3 separate regions of the Homo sapiens genome follow, and regions 2 and 3 are each linked to region 1. Evidence: chromatin contacts called from ENCODE Hi-C or POLR2A ChIA-PET data. All regions are on one chromosome and are shown on one strand. Each heading gives the region's core, a stretch centred on a gene start or an enhancer-like site at or near the end of the contact. The rest is flanking DNA. Distances are from core to core; before and after follow the strand shown.

The links. Hi-C counts contacts between places; a loop is a spot of excess contacts on that map. ChIA-PET counts read pairs that join two places held with the same protein, here RNA polymerase II (POLR2A). Pooled maps may share reads with other maps.
Region 2: a pooled map shows a loop between it and region 1 (3-fold over the local background). The contact joins two enhancer-like sites. A Hi-C loop is called at or near these places in 1 of 37 single-sample maps with no recorded cell type and 2 of 50 pooled maps. POLR2A ChIA-PET finds 5 or more read pairs at or near these places in 1 of 52 experiments (activated T-cell).
Region 3: a pooled map shows a loop between it and region 1 (2.3-fold over the local background). The contact joins two enhancer-like sites. A Hi-C loop is called at or near these places in 3 of 50 pooled maps.

The regions. Positions count from the first base shown.
Region 1 is chr6:137,163,504-137,167,332 of GRCh38, forward strand. The region is part of intron 1 of IL22RA2 (interleukin 22 receptor subunit alpha 2); the gene reads right to left. Among named protein-coding and RNA genes, the nearest start is that of IL22RA2, 8.2 kb to the right of the region's middle. Within about 2 kb of position 2,033, at least 5 of the 41 ENCODE cell types and tissues checked have a DNase peak (open chromatin) inside an H3K27ac peak, as active enhancers do.
Region 2 is chr6:137,902,973-137,906,801 of GRCh38, forward strand. No RefSeq gene overlaps it. Among named protein-coding and RNA genes, the nearest start is that of WAKMAR2, 37 kb to the left of the region's middle. RefSeq lists enhancers at 2,138-2,187, 2,368-2,457. Within about 2 kb of position 1,724, at least 4 of the 41 ENCODE cell types and tissues checked have a DNase peak (open chromatin) inside an H3K27ac peak, as active enhancers do.
Region 3 is chr6:137,706,546-137,710,374 of GRCh38, forward strand. It overlaps the pseudogene PTPN11P3. Among named protein-coding and RNA genes, the nearest start is that of LINC02539, 31 kb to the right of the region's middle. RefSeq lists a silencer at 1,198-1,247. Within about 2 kb of position 2,151, at least 15 of the 41 ENCODE cell types and tissues checked have a DNase peak (open chromatin) inside an H3K27ac peak, as active enhancers do.

The sequences.
Region 1 (3,829 bases), core at 783-3,282:
CCACGTTCTGGAGCCTTCCTCCAACAGTGCAAATGGAACCAGTGGAAAGGGTTGCAGGACAGTCACAAGAACAGTGCATAGACATATGAACTGCAGTAAGGTTTGGGCCCTAAGGCAAGACCCGTCCCATAAGGATGGAAGGGGAGCCTGGTCACCTCCAAGGGCATGACAACTAGTCTGACCCGAGGGGGTTGGGACAATGGGAGAGGCCCATTGATTCAGATGAAACTCACACCCTAATTGACACCAGACGTAAGTGGGGCTCATGAGTCGGTCAGAAAGGAAAACCATTTTGGGGATGGGGGAGGTGTGTGAAAGTGTGTAAAAGAGATGGTCTCGGGAGAGACCAAGGCGGGGTTGATGTGGGGAGGCACAGATCTCTTAGCGTGGACTGTGTGCTCCCAGGCGAGTGTGGGAAAAACCAGACCTAGGACACTGCATACGGCCCAGAGGACCAGCTCCACAGCTGCAGCTAGCTGTGACAGGAATTAAGGCATGCTCCTGGCTAAGCAGTGTCCGAACCTCCTGTAATAGGACCCAGTCTGGTGGATCCAAGAGTGAAAGTGAGAGTGAAAGTGCATCACAAGGGAGGAAACAGGAGGAAAAGCGTCAAAGCCTATTCCACTGGAGTGCGTGCTGAAAAACTTTAAAAAAAGTTTTAATGGTGACTATGGGGTTAAGCTAACTTCACAGAAACTGAGAACTTTTTTGAGATAAAATAGCCATCTTTTAATGTAGGGTGGCCAGCCAAGGGGACAATAGACAGGGAGATAATTGGCCGAGTGTTTCGGGTGGTCACCAGGCTTGGAGAACAGCCCGGGCACCTGGATCAGTTTCCGTATATTGACTCCTGGCTAAGTATAATTCAGACCCTCCCTAAGTGGCTGCAGGCCTACTTTGAGATCTACTGTAAGACTCTAACGGCCAAGACAAAACCAGGAACAATAGAAAGAAACTGCAAGGCATCAGAAAAAGAAAAGTCACAGGAAAAGCAGTAAAAACCTGTCCTACAGGCCCCGCCTGAAGAGTTAGAAATTCCACCCCACTATGCACCAATTTATCCACCTCTGGCAAAGCTTAGACAGAAGGCTGCCCCGGCTGCCTCCGGAGACTCAGACTCAGAAGGAAGCACCCCTCAGGCAACACCACGCAGAGAGGAGCCAGAGCCCTTGACTGAAAAGCCAAGGGAGGAACTCCAGGGTGATGAGGTCGGCCGCCTTAGGTCGGTCCGTGCCCAAGCAATGCAGATGCCACTCTGAGAAACATGGGGACAAATTTATTTGAATGCACAGAATGAAGTCCAAGGGGGAGAACAGCTCTTCTTTTATCAGCCCTTCTCTACTACTGATCTCTTAAATTGGAGACAACATACTCCCTCCTATAGAGAGAAGCCTCAGGCTCTTATAGATCTAATGCAGTCCATTTTCCTAACTCACAATCCTACCTGGGTTGATTGTAAACATTTTTTTCTGTCATTATTTAATATGGAAGAGCACCGTAGAGTTATACAAGCTGCTCTCCAGTGGCTGGAGAAAAATGCATCTTCAAGCACAGGAGATATCAGGCAGTATACACAACAAGCACTCCTGATAGAGGCTGACCCAGGCTGGGACCCTAACCAGGCTCAAGGGCTACAAGTTTGCAGCAGTATTGAGAGGCACTCCTAAATGGAATAAACGCTGGAGAGAAAAAGGCCACCAATATCGGAAAGGTCTCAGAGGTTCGCCAGAAGCCAGATAAAAGTCCCGGTGAATTTTATGAGAGGCTGTGCGAGGCTTACCAGCTTTACATGCCACTTGACCCAGAGGCTGCGGGTAATCAGTGTATGGTTAATGTGGCATTTGTAAGCCAGGTGCAAGAAGACATCGGAAGTTAGAAGGGTTTGAAGGTGTGAATATTACCCAGCTTATCCAGGTGGCTACTAAGGTGTTTGTAAATCAGAAGGAGGAGGCCAAGAGAAAAGCTAGATGCAGAGCTAAGGAAAAGGCAGACTTGCTGGCGGTGGCCTTAGTTGGAAGAGAAACTGGTTTTGTGAGAGGATGTGGTCGTGGTTGCGGTCATGATAGAGGACAAACTAGGTAAAACCAGGAAGCTAAGCCAGGACAAGAGGGCCAACTTAGGCTTAAGGGAGATCAATGTGTGAGATGCAAGCAGATGGGACACTAGAAGAATGAATGCCAAATTTTCCGGTGCCCTTGTTAGGAAGAGATTTCCTCCAGAAATTGCAAGCACAAATCTCCTTTATACCAGAAGGGCACATGACTCTAAATCTAGGTCAAAGAAAAGCCATGATAAAGACCCTTACTGTCCCAACAACAGAGGAATGGTAATAATTTGGGTGCCCCACACGGTTGTCACTCTGATGGAGCAGAGGGGACATTGCTGGCTTTCTAACCCTAGAATGTTAAGATATCAAGGGCTTTTGTGTGAAATCCCCTACCTAACCTTGGAGACTATGAATACTCTAAATCCGGCCACACTGCTGCTGATAGAATGGGCGGAGCATGGAAAGCCCCCATTGTGTGGCCCAGGGTATCACTGTTGTGTGGAAACTGTGGATGAAGTTTTCTCAAGCTGAAAAGACTTAAAGGACTAGCCCTTAAAAGACCCACATGTTAAATACTTTGCTGATGGAAGCAGCTTCATATCTAAAGGTTTATCAGTTGGGCTGGATATGCAGTGGTAACACTGAATTCAGCAGCTGAAACCTGCCCTCTGCCGGCCGGAACTTTAGCCCAAAGAGCTGAGATAATAGCTGTCACTAGGGTGTTGCTTTTGGCCAAAGAAAGTCGGTAAACATCTATACTGACTCAAGGTATGCCTTTGCCACTTTGCATGCCCATGGAGCCATATATAAGGAAAGAGGATTGTTAACTACTGAAGGAAAGGAAATCAAAAATAAAAAGGAAATAGAGCAGCTCTTAGAAGCTGTATGGGCTCCAAAAGAAGTAGCAGTCATCCATTGCAAAGGGCATCAAACAGGAGGACATGACAAGGCCAGAGAAAACAGAAAGGCAGAAAGAGAAGCCAAAAGAGCTGCAATGACAGCGATAACTAAGAAGGAAGAGGAAACCCTTACCATGCCCTTATTGGAGCTTCCTCTTACAGAACCCCCTAACTACTCCTCTAATGAAAAGGCTTGGTTTGAGCAGGAAAGTGGAAGTTACCAGAAAGGAAGTTGGTGGAAGTTCTCAAATGGGAGGCTCGCCAGCTATCCCAGAAGCAATAGCCCCTGGTTCATAAAACAGTTTCATCAAGGAACACATATGGGAAAAACTGCATTAGAGACTCTTGTAGGATGGCATTTCTATTGCTGAGCCTAACTGCCATCACTCGAGCCATTTATGAGTAATGTTTAACTTGTGCCCCAAACAATCCACAGCAGGGGCCAACATGGCCCCCAGGGATTCAAGAAACTGGAGCTACACCCTGTGAAAACCTGCATGTGGGCTTTACTGAGCTGCCTCGAACCGGAGGCTACCGGTGCATGCTAGTGTTTGTCTGCACTTTCTCAGGGTGGGTTGAGGCATTTCCCACCAGGACAAAGAAAGCTCGGGAAGTAACCAGAATCTTACTAAAGGACATTATTCCTAGATTTCGACTGCCTCTAACTTTAGGATCAGACAATGGCCCAGCATTTGTGGCAGAAATAGTACAACAGCTAACACAGAGGTTAAAAATCAAATGAAAACTGCATACAGCTTATCACCCATAGAGTTCTGGAAAGTTGAAAGAATAAACCGGACACTCAAACAGCCGTTAAAAAAGTTTTGCCATGAAACTCATCTAAGATGGGATCAGGTGCTGCCCATGGTCCTTCTCTGAGTCA
Region 2 (3,829 bases), core at 474-2,973, 740 kb after region 1:
GTGACATAGTTGAGCAGTAGAGAAAGGAAGGAATCTTTAAAAAGTACAGTTGGAAAACTGATTATAAATATAGATAAAATTGAATTTGGATTCCTAGCTCCTAGTCTGCTTAAAAATCAATTACAGACAGAGTAAGGAATTTATATGTCAAAAACAAAACTTTATGAGAGGAATATATATGGGTAAATAGTTTTCTGACTTGAGAATAGAAAAGAATTCCTTAAACAAGACCAAATATGATATCCTAAAAGAACATATTGACAAATGCGTTGAACAACTACACTACACTCCAGGTCCTCCCTCCAAAATCCTAAACCCAAATCTCATCACGTTTTTCAGTGAAATAAAAATACCTTCTGTTTCCAGCAAGCATCCTCCATAAAAGGCTTTGAAGTTATTAATATAATTAGCAAAAAATTCAGTACAGTATCTATTTTTAAACAGCGGTATTAAATTATAAGAACTATTTGTCCATTTACCCTAGTTCCTTGGAAGGCCGTGCGGAAGAATCAAATGCGCAAAGGTTAAAGCCCACAATTTTCTTCTTGAAGTAAATGGTAGCATTGTTAAGAAACGACCGAGGCCAATTTTCCTTTTTAACAGTGAGAACAACTTGTAACTAGAAGTCAGAATCTCTATTCAAGTATTTTACACAGTTCTTCTGTGAATTGCATATAGTGGATAGGATCATATTGATCTGTGATGTCAAAATCCAGTGCAGAGGCTTCACAGAGGAAGTAAAAGGAGATAAGATGACTACTCACCACTGCTCTGGGCACCAAGGCCCAACCTCTCCTCCTCAGAGGAGGGCAGTTGTCCAGGTACCTTTTAGCCCCAGCTCACATCTGAGGCTCATTATTCCTGGGTGAGAAAGCAGCTTTGGGGCACTTTCTAGAATGCTCTATCATGTGCTAGAGAATGATAATGGTGAATTCCACAGAGAGTTGTGCTTGGAGGATTCCTTCATTCTCAGCTGGGAGAGACAACCACCCCCGGTAGTTGGCTTTAAAATTTTTTTTTATCTATCTATCTATCATCTATCTATCTATCGATATTTTCACCATGTAGCCCAGGCTGGTCTTGAACTCCTGAGTTCAAGAAATTGGCCCGCCTCGGCCTCCCAAATTGTTGGCATGAGCCACCGCACCTGGCCCCAGGTAGTATTTTTACACTTGTATTGTCCAAGTTTTAGCATGAAGTGTTGCTTTTTCTCTGGTGGTCTGGAAGAGTTCACCCTGCCTGTTAGTGTGAATTTTACCTGCTAGAAGTGTGTCTCCAACAGACATCATCCTGAGAATGTCAGTGGGGGACTCAAAAACGAGGGGGCATCTCCTTGCCAATGGGGCATCTCATAGTCGTCAATGCCACTAGCGGTTAACAGGAGTACCTCTGGATGTGCATGCTGTTTTAGGTAGGCCTTTTCGGGTTTTGAAAACTCACAAAGCAAGTGAGGGGACTGGAAATTGAATTTATTCTTAGATCCTTGTCTCAGAAATGTAAGCACAGGGCAAGAAAGTCAGCACAGTGCCCTGGAGTCCTATCTGATCTCCGGGTTTTGGGGGCACCTTCCAGAAGGTACAGGTGCCACAAATACCCCTGCAAGACTCAGTGGAAAAACTCTCACCACTATTCTTATGCCCAAGGGGCCACGCTGTGAGTGTCTGCATCTCCTCAACCACACAGGTCTTCTCATTGCATGCCTAGATAAGGCAGTTACATTGAAACTATTGCATCACCTTGCTGCAGTCATGTATGATTAACTAGATATGCTGGAAAGAGAGAGGAAGGAGGCTGGTTACCGAGTTTAAGGAGTGTCATTTATGGTAAAACACATTTTTCCTATAATAAAATCAATCATAGGTGGTGGCAATTGCTACAACATGCTTTAGTATTGGTTTGATTTCTCCATTTCTAGATAGTGTTTCCCATTAGGTTGTTTTTTTTTTTTTTTTTTAATCAGCCTCAAAGAAACCTTAAAATAAAGTTGTGACTGAGGGCGGGTGAAGGGGACATGGAGTATGATAGTCACTTTTGTTCCAGTGTTAATTTTCAAAAACTCCGGATGTCTAATATTGAAAGCCAGTCCAGAGCGCTCAGTGTTAAAGAACTCGCTCCCTACCCGCCCCCCCGCCACCCCAACTGCGGGGCTGAATCACACGAGGAAGGAAAGTCTGGCTCACTGCTTTATTAATTCACTACTGTGATTTCTTTCTCTGTTACTAAAGGGGACTGGGCGGGGGGTGGTAAATTGAGTGGGCAGCCAGGAAATGTGATATTTTTCTTGGTTCCTTGTGATTGGAGGAAATTCTGTCTTCTCCTTTTGGTTCAAAAGTTTTAGCAACATAACCTTTGGTTTTGTTTTGTTTTTCTGTGAAGTAATTTGACTTTTCAGTGGAAGCTACCCCAAGCCCACCTCTCTGGGGTTGTAAAACCCGCTCGCTTTGATACAATTTCATTAAATGAAGTCATCCAGATGGTGAGCCCATATAAAACCCTGACCTTCAAAGGTCTCTGCCTGTCTCTAGGTCCTTGGGTAATTTGAAGTGTCACTTCTTGGCCATGTCTGCTCAGACCTGTCACCTTAAATCTCCTCTTTGAACTTTATCTTACTTTTCTCCTTAATCTTCTTTTGATGGGAGGTGAACATTAATAGGAATGATCTTCAATGCCGGTTCTCTGAAGACCCGTAGTAATTGTTAGTAATCAAGCCTGATGTGATGGACAAAATACACATTATGTGTAAATGTCCCATGCAAAATGTGAGAAAGTTTAGATGATGTACAGCAGTTATTTTTAGTCCTTCGAATAAAACATACTCCTCACATACATACTCCTCACATTCGAGAGCAATATTATAAATAATGCAGCATTCATTTAATATAACCTCAGTATGTTTCATTTCAAAAGACCAACTGTAATTTCTATTTCTGTTTATTTTTAAAGAACTCTTCACTACTGTAATATTATATTTTAATAATAATAACAATGACCTGTATATATTACATACTTAATATATGACAGTCCATAAGCTAGGGTTTATAAAAATATATATGATCAAATTTCATCCTAACAATACATTATGTGTTAAGTATTATCCCCATTTGACAAACAAGAAAACTGGGTCTCAGAAATGTGCACAGTCATGTTTAAAAATCCTAACTCTCTATCTCAAAAACCCATCCTATGGTGTCTCTAAGAGAAATGTGTAGACTGCTCAAACTGGTTCTAATAAAGTTTTCCCTCATTTTGAATGTTTCTGTTCAGTAACGAAAAACTGTAAATAAATAATACAAAAAGCATATTTATAACCTAAGTATAAGGCCTAAGAATAATAATAAAATGGATACTTGCATACCCACCACTGAGCTTAAGAAATCAGACATTAGCAACACCTTTGAAGCCTTGTGTACCTTTCTCCCAATCTATTCATCTTCCCCAATCCAGAGACATGGTTTAGTGCATGTGAGTGAGCCACCTCCCCAGTTAGAAAGTAGGCTTCTTGAGAAAAAAACTGGGTTTATTATTTCTTCATTTTTCTTTTTAGTTTTACCACATAGGCATTTATCCCTAAACACTGTACTATTTGATTTTGCTTGGCTTTGAACTTTATATAATTATTCTTTTGTAACTTGCTCTTTTAATTCAGTACCACCTACGTTGATGACTATAGTGTATAGTTCTTAATCTTCACTGCTATACAGTAGTCAACTGTATGACTATACCACACTTATTTACCTATTATCTCATTTGCCTGGATCTGTGTCGCTTCAGGTTTTTGCTGTTACAAATCAAATAGATATTCTTGTCCAAGTCTCCTGGTACACACATG
Region 3 (3,829 bases), core at 901-3,400, 540 kb after region 1:
GCATTTATACGAGTCATGTTAAGGGGCTGCTTGAGTCGTAGTACTGTACCCAATGTTTCCAGCATAGGATTCTTCTTGTAATGTTCCACGAGATCCGTCAAAGAATCAAACCGTTTTCCTCCACCAACGTCGTATTTCAGTTCCTGACAGCGAATCATGACATGGGTCACTTTACACTTGCTGTCATTGCTCTCTTTTTTGTCATCACTGGTGCGCACAGAGAGAACAAAATCTCCAGGGTGGCTCTGGCTCTCTCGTATAAGAAAGCTACCATGTTTTCCTTTTTCAGTTAATTTCTCTGCTTCTTTCCCAAAGAGGTGTCCGTGAAACCATCTTTCAGAGGCAGGATCCGCACAGTTCAGAGGATATTTAAGCTCAACAACATCTCCATTCTTCTCTTTTAATTGCCTGTGATGTTCCATGTAATACTGGACCAACTCAGCCGAAGTGGCAAACTTTTCCCCCCAAACGGGTCCTAGTAATCACCAGTGTTCTGAATCTTGATGTGGGTGACAGCTCTATTTCTTCTAATGGAACATGTGAAGTCTCCAGGGGTACTTTTACTAGGCCTTGCCAAAAAACTGCCATCAACTCCTCTTGTCGACAATAGGTTTTTCTGCCTCCACACCACTGATATTTGGGTGAAACCATTGTCTCCAAGCCTCAGTTTCCTCCTTTCTTTTCTTTCTATAAGATAAAGATAGTAGGCTGGGTGCAGTGGCTCACGCCTGTAATCCCAACACTTTGGGAGGCTGCGGCAGGAGGATCGCTTGAGTCCAGGAGTTCGAGGCCAGCCTGGGCAAAAAAGCGAGACTTTGTTTCTACAAAAAATACAAAAAACTAACCGGGAGTGGAGGCTGAGGCGGGAGGATCACTTGAACCCAGGAAGTCAAGGCTGCAATGAGTCATGATCACCCCGCTGCACTCCAGGCTACTTTATTTTTATTTTTAATGAACAGGGATCTTTTTAAAATGGAAGTGGTTGGTCCTTGATGTCTGGCTTCCCTTGCTAATAAATAAACCCAGAGAACTATTTGCAATGGTGTAGCATTTAGAATCAACAGGCTTCAAAACAGAGAGGGTCTATTCTGTTTTGTTTTGAAGTCACCCTTTGCAAAAAACATATGGTAATCTCGGGCAGCCCATGAAGCAATCGGCAAGATCTGAAGGATGAGAACAGTGTGTTCTTTGAAATCCCTCTGACAAGCAGACAGTCCCTCCTTCCCTCAAACCATCCTCAAAGGGAAGTGTGTCGGCTTGGGCAGTAATGAGACGGTGTGGGAATTCCCCTGTCCCCTTGGTTCACTTTACAGACAAAGTTCATTAGGGTTAAAGATGGGTCATTCCCATCCACAGATTCCTTCACTTGAAATCAAGACTTCTTGGGAAATATAAATTTGGAGAACAGGTAACAGTGAACTATAGTTCCCCCCAAAACAAATTTTTTAAAAATCAGGTGGTATTAAAAATTGCTGTTTCATGACATTACCAATAGATGGCAGCACGGGATTCATCTTCGCCCATAAGCAGCTTCACCCCTGCTTTTCCTGGCGAATGTTCACTGACAACTCGGCCTCAGGACTTTGACGCTCTTGGTGTCATCAGAGAGCAATTTGAGGTGTGCAATAAAATCTTTGGGTTCCCCGCCCCGCCTTCTGTAGGTGACCTCAAACCACAATCACCAATCGACTGCGGTGCTGTGACCTGGAAAAACAGCAAGGAAACTAAAAACAAAACAAAACAAAACAAAACAAAAACCCATCCTGTGAGCTCTGCAAAGGAGAACAAGATCATGGCACACAGGCAATTAGCAAACTAAATTGAAGATGAGTTCTGTTAGAAGAGTCAAAAAACAAAGAGAACAATTTTTGTGAATTGCGTTTTTAAGATCACTGCATCCAAACACTGGAGCTTCAACATAAAGACTCCTGAGCCATGTATTCTGACTTGACCCCTGCAGTTCCTTCCAGTTCCAAAAATCTCTGATCTGTGAATAGAAAAGTTCCAGCAGATACGTTTCTAAGAGCATGAAATTATTTCTAGATACTAGTCTAGTACCTACATGTATTAAAACACAAAAATAAACAAACAAAAAGACCTTCATGCTAATCAAAATATTTTTTAACAGAAAGGAAACCAAAACCTATTGGACCCAGCCCACAAGAACTGTGTTTTTTCCAATGCACATAGCAATAGAGTCATGTTTTGAAAACCAATTATGTAGGCTATAACACCCATTGTAGAAAGAATAGAATAGAATAGAACAGATCAGAATGCATCACAGTCTGCAGGGTTGTAAAGTAAAATTTCTTGCTTTACATCATGGGCCAAAGAAAACTTGCAAAGCTCTATCATGGAGAACAGCATCTGTCTTCAACCTTTGTATCTTCCACAGCCCAACACCAACAAGCTCCTCACCATCAAAACATCTAAATGGGCAAATAGAACTTTTGGTGGGTTTGAGTGGCACCAAGCATCAAGCTACATTAATACTCTTCTCAATCACTGTCATACAAATATGGAGAATTCGGTTATTTATCATCATTTTCTGCATATCCATACTATTCCAAGACAATCCCAATTTCTGGCTTTTTGTTCTACTCTTCCATAAGCATATTCATAGTGATAATGTTGTATGTCCTGAGTTTCAGTTTGGAAAATATAGTCCCTGGTTAAATCAATGGGCATCGGATAAAAACTTTAATGTCTAAAGGGGCTGGGTAGGTAGAATCAATGAGTGAAGCAAGCCAGGAATAACAAAGGATTAAAATGTGGATTTTACAGGAGATGTATACATTTTTTAAAAGTTAATAATAACATTAAAAAAGGAAAGTGACATTGTGCGGGAAGAAGAAATTAGGTCTTCTATGGACTGAATTTTATCCCTTCAAAATTCATATATTGAAGTCCTAGCTCCCAATGTGACTATATTTGGAGACAGGTCTTTAGGAGGTAGTTAAGGTTAAACGAGGGCATAAGGGTGGGGCCCTAATCCTGTATGACTGGTGGCCTTATGACCTTATTATGGAAGGAAGAGGTCTCTCTCTCTCTCCCTCTCTTTCTCTCTCTCTCTGTGTGAACGTGCACCAAAGAAAGGCATGTGACCATGTTGCAAGACGACAAATGTGTGCAAGCCAGAAAGACAGCCTTCACCAGGGAACCGAATTAGCCAGCACCTTGATTTTTGACTTCCCAGCCTCCAGAACTGTGAGAAATAGATTTCTGTTGTTTAAGCCACCCAGGCTACGATCTTTTGTTACAGCAGCCTGAGCAGACTAACGCGAAGGCTTAGGCCTGGATGTGCTCAGGGCCCTCCAGGGGGCAACTTCAGGTTGAATGAAGCCCTGCAGATTGAAGGAAGCACAAACTCATTGGGGTTAATATCTGATGTCATTTAAGTATCAGTCCTCATCAGGGCTCTGAAGTCCTGGGGCAACCTGTAACAGGATATTCATTCATTAAACAAATGTTTCAGGAGTACAAGATTGAAACTAGTTTGACTGTGAGTCAAGTGGGCCAAAGAACAGCTACTTGGAGAGCATAGAAAGAAAAGTGAGCAATTCCAGAAGAATGGGTGATCTCCAGAATTTCAGAATGAGCATCTAAGCACTCCCACACCCATGGGCCTGGGAAGAGATTGACATCAGCAGGGCAGGGACCATAGCATGGGCTTTCAATTTCACCTTCTCATCCTGCTCCAAGTCATTTTCTCTCCTGTTCTAGTACAATTCAAATATTATTTGATTTAAGCCTCATGGTTTTCAGAATTTCTTTCATTTTTTTCAATAATTATTTTTTAAGTACACATCTAGGTACATTGGTGAAGAAA